3 separate regions of the Homo sapiens genome follow, and regions 1 and 3 are each linked to region 2. The links are chromatin loops, found by intact Hi-C in ENCODE. Cell type or tissue: CD4-positive, alpha-beta T cell. All regions are shown on one strand. Region 1 has its middle 35 kb from the start of SLC46A2. Region 2 overlaps LOC105376223 (a long non-coding RNA gene). Region 3 overlaps RGS3 (regulator of G protein signaling 3).

Region 1 (2,500 bases), 730 kb before region 2:
AATAAGATATAGTGGTGTATCCTACCAGAGATGATGTATTACTAGAGATTAAGTTTGTAGGTCCTCTTCCCCCACCAATCTTCTGTTACAATGAACCAATCATTCCACTCCTTGTATTTATTAGAGGTAGCTTCTGAAGAAGCTCCCTAAGAAAGAGTAGGTCCCTTAGAAAAATTACTTAGGGTATCCTTCCTTAGAAGGTAAGACAGGGGTTCCCCTGGAGTCCCTGAGTGTAGCCTCCTTTTGGGGAGGGGGACAAGTGAGTAGCCCCATTGTCTGGGGAAAGGGAAAACAGTCTGGCTCTGTTTTGAGGGCTTAAAGGAAAAAGTGGAGTGGGTTTCCGGGAAGGAATGGAGACAATTGTTTTGTTTGTGAGGTGATGGCCACTGGAACCAGATCTGATTCCCTGCTCTTCTGGGGCCCATGGAAACCTGGAGATTGCCTGCGATCAGGGGAAGGAAGGGAGGGTGACCATTCAGAACTATACCCTTAGGAGCACTGTGTTACTGTTGCAATCAGCTCTTCTCAATCTTTTCCAAATTATGGGACGACTGTAATAATCTTATAGATGGAGATATTAAATCAAAGAGAAGTTGACCATTTTTAAACCTTGGAGAGGCTGCTTCTGGCTGAAGTTACTGGGAGAAGCAATGAAAGAAAAGACAACTTACACTTCTTCACTTCATCTACCAAAATATGCAGTTCTATTTTCGTTTATAGAAACTTCAGGTGATAGATCAGTGATCAACAGTGCCCTGGGAACAGTGCTCCCACGTTTTTCTACACCCCTGACTTTTGCTTCTATGATACTGACTTTTTAAAGAGACAATTATCTTTTTAAACACCCCACCTTCTGGATTTGTTTGATAATTTTCTCACAGTGTTTTTTAACCTGTTTCTGTATCCCTTGAATTTCCTCTAAATTGGAGACTAGGGCTAAAGGCTTAAGTTCAAGTTTACATTTTTAGCAAGAATGTGTCGTAGGCGATGCGGTGGGAGTCATTTTGTATCACATAAGGAGACACAATGTCAGATTGCCCCACTATTGATGATGCTTAATCATTTGATTTGGATGGTGACCGCCAGATGTCACCATTGTAAAGCATGTTTTCCCTTCTGCCATATCGAGTGACCTGTGTAATCTCTTGAAAAATATTCGTGTCGACAAATCCTGTTTAGAATTTTCAAGTACCCGCTGCCCTCCACAACACTTTAATGAATTTGAGACTGTCTTTGTCATCTTGATACACAGTGCTCTGTAATTTATCCTTAAGTGGCTCAAACATGTCAAAATAAAAACTCACAGGATTATGCTAGACACCTAACTTCACAGTGCTCACACCACAGGGAAGGACCACCTTAGTCACTGTGAGAATTCACCATAATGGGCTGGTTGTTATTTTCCCCAGGAAGGGAGGGAAAATGGCTGCCATTGTAAACTGAGGAGCATAGAAATAAGACCAGCTTTGAGGAGGAACGGTGTTTTCTTCTTCTTTTTAAAGATATTTACATGTCAGCGGGTTTTACTTCTTGGAGGTAAATCACTTTCTAAATTTCTCCTTGGACTGTTCATTATAAAGTTGCTGTTTAATCTTCCTGGAACATAACCTTCAATTTTAAAGAATGCAAAGCTTTGTATTATTTGTTTAGTGAATCTATAGCGGTGCTTCCCAGCTTCCCAGTATTTTTCAGATTATTAGCATACATAGAAAGTGATAATATTGACATGATGCACTGTGGTGTGCTAGAGGAGCTTTAGGGGCATCATGTGGGACTTATTTTTCATTATATAATTATAATAAATATAAAATGCACATATTAGAAAATATATTAAAGATTCGATTTACAGGAAATTTCCAAAGACACTCTAAGTTTTTTTTTTTTTTCAAATGAAAAAACTTCAGCTTTCTACTATCAGTTTTTATGCTGGAAATACTGCCGTGAAATTTATGATTAAGAGTTTTAAGTAAAAACCTCTTCAAATTCTTGATAGCGCTCATCAGTGAAACTCTGCATCAGTAGGTGACCAAGTGTTTAACCATTTTTCTTCACAACCTTTGAGATTTTCTAAAAGTTAAAATTACAGTTAACATCACTTATTTTCTTTCATTGACAAATGTAAAGTTGAAATTTTGTGGTAAATTCATTTCAAATCCAATGGAACTTTTTTATATTCAGTATTTCAAAGCAATAATGAAGTTCTTATGAGCAGATCATCCACACATGGTTGGAAGAGTCATCTGGAGTTGCCCAGGCAACACTAAAAGGATTTCAGCTGCAAATGGCTAGCCTACATTTGAAGACGGATTTGTCCCCCACCCCACTACCCTCCGGCCCAGTTGCAAATAAAAGCATAAAGAATAATTCACCAACCCTCTCTGGGCACACCATCCAGCTTCAGTAATTAACATTTGACAATCTTTTTTTTCTTTTTTTTTTTTTTGAGATGGAGTCTCGCTCTGTGGCCCAGGCTGGAGTGCAGTGGCCTGATCTCAGCTCA
Region 2 (2,500 bases):
TGAGAGGGGAGGGGCAGCCAGGGGGCGGAGATGAAACCAAAGGTGGCCAGGACCCAGGTGGGCTTCAGAATCACGTGCCCCCACCCCCAACTTTAATTTCTCCAGCTCCCCCCTCATTCACCCACCCCTTGCTGCTGCTTGATTGCCCCAAACACAGCACTGCCCCAGGAGTGCCTAGACCCTCCCCGTCCACATCCGCCTGCCTTGAGCCCTCACTTCCTTCCTGTCTCTGCTGAAAGGTCACTTCATACAGAGGTCTTCCCTGACCACCAGCAATACTGTATTGCTGGTGGTTACAACACCTTCCACACGCTGTACATTTCCCTGTGCTTGGCTTAGCGCACAGGTGGCTTAGCGCTTGGCAGGCCTTCCACGCATAGTTTTTGGCTGTGGGCAGCTGCTTGGCCGAGTCCTGAACAATCTTCAGCTGCAGCTTTATGTCCGTCATCTTGGCTTCCTCGGAAGCTCAGTCATCTGTCATCCCTGAGACAGACCGTTGGAAGGCTCGGGATGGGGGAGCCAACAATGCAGACACATACGCATGCACATGTTGTGCACACAGACACACACACACATATCTACACATGGGCATGAATCATATGCACACACATATGCCCATACACATACAAAGCCATGCACACATACATATGCACAACACATACACAAATGCTCACACGCATGAGCACAACACACGTGTGCACACAAGGCATGCATATCTGTATATAGGTGTGCACATGTGAGCACACCCATGTGAGCAAATATACATGTGTATACCATGCCCACATATGTATACATGCACATGTACACATTGCACACACACACACACACACACACACAATACATATATAGGCATCATATGCGTACACCACGACATGCATGGACATACGTATACTTACACATGTGCCCACATACATGCACGTACATGCATTTCTGACACCTTGACTCTCACCTTCTCCATTCATCAGAGTGGTGACCACGTTGTCCCAGGATCTGGCACAGAGACTGGCTCAGCTATCTACGGCCACAGCCAGATCACCAGAGCTCTGGGGTTGTAGCTAGGTGACGCCACCGATCCTCTGCTACCACCTTGTGGCCACTTCCCAAATGGCACCAGTCAGTGGCTGAAGCCTTTCCCTGGTTCTTGTCCCAGCTAAGCTACCGGGCCCAATCCACAGGGCTCCTGGGAAACGTGTAGTCATCCCTGAGCCTTGTGCCCCACCCTAGGACAAGTGGATGGCTTTGCTAGGTGCTGTGGGTAATGAGTGGGGCCTGGAGTAGGATGCAGGCCTGACCTCTCCACTGCTCCGTTAATCCTCTCTGTCCCACTCTGCTGCACCCAATACCTCCAGGACTTCTCAGGGCTGACTCCTGTGCCTGGAGCGCCCCACTCCCCAGTGCCCCACTGCCCAGCGAGCTCCTTGAGGGCAGAGCCCTGACTGTGCTCATCTCCAGTACAGACGGATGCTCCATGAATGTGGGAGGGAGGAAGGGAGGGAGGAAAGGAGAGAGGAAGGGAAAGAAGGAGGGGGTGAGAGAGTGAGAGAGGATTTCCTCACTGGACTTCCTCAGTTTGAGCTCTGAAAGTCCCATGTCCCAGGAAACCCCTCAGGCCTGAGCAATCTCTCCCGTTGGTCATCCTCCTACAGCTAATGCTGGTAGGAAGTGGTGGGGGCAGGGTGGGGCACTGAGAGAATTCAATAAAACAAAGTGTGGAGGGGGCCTGCCTGGATTGGTGGTGAAGGTGCGCCTGGAAATGAGAATTAATGAACTCCATTGTTTGTGCCTAAGCTGTGAGCCGTACACAAGCCACAGTATCTGCACAATCTTACCAGGGAAAAGTCTCCTGAGGATGTAGAGGCAGAAAAAAAGCCTGGGCCATGACCCATGCTTTGCTCCCAAGGTTACTGCTTCCCTCTCTGCTCCCCCCAAATCATCCCCCTTAAATAAACACGGAGAGTCTAATGCCAGCCCTCTACGTGCCTGGAGAACGGACCAATGTGAGAACTATGCTTCAGACTAGGAGCAAAATCTTTTTCCATCAAGAGACGTGGGCTGTGCCAAAAATAGAGCTTCAAGACCCTATTAGGGGGTAGTTCTCAAACTTGATATGGCATTAAAATAAGAGAGGGCTTCTGGGCAGACCCACCAGAGGTTGTGACTCAGCACATTTCAGGATGGGCTTCAGGATTCAGGTGGTTCTCATGCAGGGGTTAAAGGAGAAACTCTTCAATGATACTTGTTAAAAGCATGGTAACAAAGACTTTAGTTAGGACTCTTGATGTAGGTATAGGGACCATTGCAACAGGGAGACAGATTGGACTCAACTCTAAGACAGCATGGGCAGGTGGGACTTACAGCTGAGGGGCAGGGTGGGGTCAGTGGATGGAAAATTACCAAGAGGAAACCTTCAGGGTGAGGGGGATTCTGGCTAAACCTATTTAACAGGATTCTGGGGATTGTCATTGAAGGCAGGCCAGGGAGATCAGACATCTGCTGGGGG
Region 3 (2,500 bases), 68 kb before region 2:
TGAGGGAAGTCCGGTTATTACCCGCATTTTACAAATAAGGAAACTGAGGCACAGAGAGGGATGTAACTGAGCTAAGGTCAATGAGCTAATAAATGATTGAGCTAAGCTTCAAATCCAGGCAATTAAAAATCTACACTCTTAATCATTACTATAATTACAGTTATAATTACAGTAAGAATTATAATTATTGTTCCAAGAGGTGGTGAGCTCCTAGTCCCTGGAGGTGGCTGGATGAGGCTGGGCAGGGCCCAGGGATTCTGCCTGGAGTGAAGGAAGGGCTGTATGGTCCTGGACTCACCTCCATCTGCTTTTCAGCTGGACAAGGTCACATAGTGAGACAGTGGGGAGAAGATGGAAAGGAGAATCCCTTTGGAGGGCCTTTGCAGACTAGGCCCTGGGCAGGCATTGATGCAGCTGTGGGAGGGGAGGGAAGAGTCTGAGGAGCCACTCTGGCCCCCTCCAAGGTCAGAGGCCAAAGCCTCCCTGCAGCTATGGTGAGTCCCTAGGGCTGGGAATCAGAACCCGATTTTTTCACCTCAATTTCTCCTTGGCTCACAGGCTCTTTTTGGTGCTGGGGTTTCCCCAGCAGCCCAGGGGGCTGACTCCTAGGGCCAGAGCTGCCCAGCCCCTCTGTCAGGCTGCTAGGCTTGGGTCAGTCCCTGCTGAAGACACTCTCCTCCCCACAGTGGAAGGAAGAGCCCATTTCCCAGCAGCGCAGAGGCTGAGGATGGCGGCTGGGTGGGAGTGGTCCCCAGGCCCATTGTGTGGAGCCGATAAAGTACGGAAGCTGAGGTTAGAATGGGAGGAAGCCCAGGGCCCGAGGGCTCTTTCCCACGGGTGGGGGCCTTGGGCATGGCCTTGCCAGGCCAGCATGAGTGCAGCCTGTATGTGCACTGAAGGGTGCCCTGAATGGTGACAGTGGTAACACTCACTGGGCAATGACCACTGGTTACTGAGGTTAGCGTGGGTGCCAGGACTGGGCCTTGGGGTCCAGAGTTTATCCTGGTGAACCTTCCATCAGCCCTGTGAAGTGGCTGTCACTATGCCTAAGCCATAGCTAAAAAAATGGAAGCCGAGAGGCTAGGAAACTTACCCAAAGTTGGTGAAAGCAGGATTTATATCCAGGTCTGGTTCCAAACACTTGCTCTGAAATCACACACCATACGGTGTGTGCCTCTGTGTGCACGTACACACATGTATGTTTACAACTCTGGTGGGGCAGCATTCTCAGGAAGGAGGCAGCACTTCCCGAGTCTTTCACAGGAAACATTAAAATGTGTTCTGACCTTGCATTTTTGAGTAGCAGCATCCTCTGGTGGAGAAACACAGGCCTTGAATTGAGGCAGATTCCAGCTCTGTCACTTACATGCTGGGTCTCCTTGGGGAAGTGACTTAAATTCTCTGAGCCTCTATTTACTTTATAGGTTTATTGTGAGGTTTAATGAGATAGTATCTGAATTATGCCCCATCCAGGGTCTGGCCTATAGTATGAGCTAAATGAAGGTGTAATTCATCCATCCATCCACTCATCCACTCCTTCATCCATCCACCCACCCACCCACCCATCCATCTATTCACCCATGCATTCATCTACCATCCACCCACCCACCCACCCATCCATCTATTCACCCATGCATTCATATATCCATCCACTCATCCATCCATCCACCCATCCATCCATCTATCCACCCACCCACCCATATATTCATCCATCCATCCATCCATCCACTCATCTATCCATCCACCTATCCACATATCCATCCATCCATCCATCCATCCATCCATCCATCCATCCATCCATGCAGGTGGGAGACTCACAAAAGCATCCCCCGAGGAAGGAATTGCACATGGAGATGAAGACCTTCTGTTGGTTGGAAGGCAGAGTTGAGGAGGTTGCTGAAGTAGGGGCCAGGCTGGAGAGATAACTGAAGGAATAACTGAATGGAACTTTCTGCCCTGATCCTAAGATGGTAGATCCAGTCGTGTTACGGAGTTTGAATGTTATCCCGAGGGCACTAGGGAGCCATGGAAAGCTATAAGGCAAGAGAGGTGCACTCAGGCCTGTGTAATGATTTATTTTATACACTGCTGACCATCTCAGGTCTCCTTTGAACTTCAGAATCCTGACTTAATCATTATGATCCTGATTTTAGAAATTAAGGAATAGAGGCTTAGAGAGGGGCAGGGATTGGCCTAGTGACACAGCAGAAGCCCTGCCCTCTCACCTGCTCACTGCCTGCAATGAAGCCTCTGTCCTGAGTGCCAGCCGTCTGGCTTCTCCCCAGTGAGCTGGGGACCTGACTGTCCCAGGAGGAGATCCCTGTGGCCGGAGAGTCTGCCAGGCCGATTCCACTTCATGGCCAGGCTGTTCCCAGCAGTGGGGTTTCCCTCCCTCACCTGTGTGCCGCGGGTGGGGGCTTTGGGGATGGAAGGGGCTGGTGGCAGGGAATGTTGGGTCTCTGAGCCTCTGTTTACTTAGGCAGGAGTTCCTGGGTGCCCA

The links. A loop is a pair of places that touch in the nucleus more often than their neighbours do. Peaks named below come from ENCODE experiments on the same cell type or tissue, not always from the same donor. Only the 100,000 strongest peaks of a DNase experiment are listed, where the experiment ranks them.
Region 1: it touches region 2 in a loop (4-fold over the local background); 13 of 110 quality-filtered maps call a loop at or near these places.
Region 3: it touches region 2 in a loop (10-fold over the local background); 108 of 110 quality-filtered maps call a loop at or near these places.

What each region holds. Positions count from the first base shown.
Region 1 is chr9:112,924,170-112,926,669 of GRCh38, forward strand. No RefSeq gene overlaps it. Among named protein-coding and RNA genes, the nearest start is that of SLC46A2, 35 kb to the left of the region's middle. In CD4-positive, alpha-beta T cell, no CTCF peak of the experiment used is centred here; a DNase peak (open chromatin) is centred at 1,092; H3K27me3 peaks cover 503 bases.
Region 2 is chr9:113,657,069-113,659,568 of GRCh38, forward strand. All of the region lies in intron 2 of LOC105376223 (a long non-coding RNA gene), which reads left to right. Among named protein-coding and RNA genes, the nearest start is that of RGS3, 190 kb to the left of the region's middle. RefSeq lists a silencer at 1,072-1,151. In CD4-positive, alpha-beta T cell, CTCF peaks have their summits at 1,094 (motif pointing left) and 1,300; a DNase peak (open chromatin) is centred at 1,073.
Region 3 is chr9:113,588,803-113,591,302 of GRCh38, forward strand. All of the region lies in intron 18 of RGS3 (regulator of G protein signaling 3), which reads left to right. Among named protein-coding and RNA genes, the nearest start is that of RGS3, 130 kb to the left of the region's middle. RefSeq lists enhancers at 165-666, 667-1,166. In CD4-positive, alpha-beta T cell, a CTCF peak has its summit at 1,323 (motif pointing left); a DNase peak (open chromatin) is centred at 1,309; H3K27ac peaks cover 784 bases.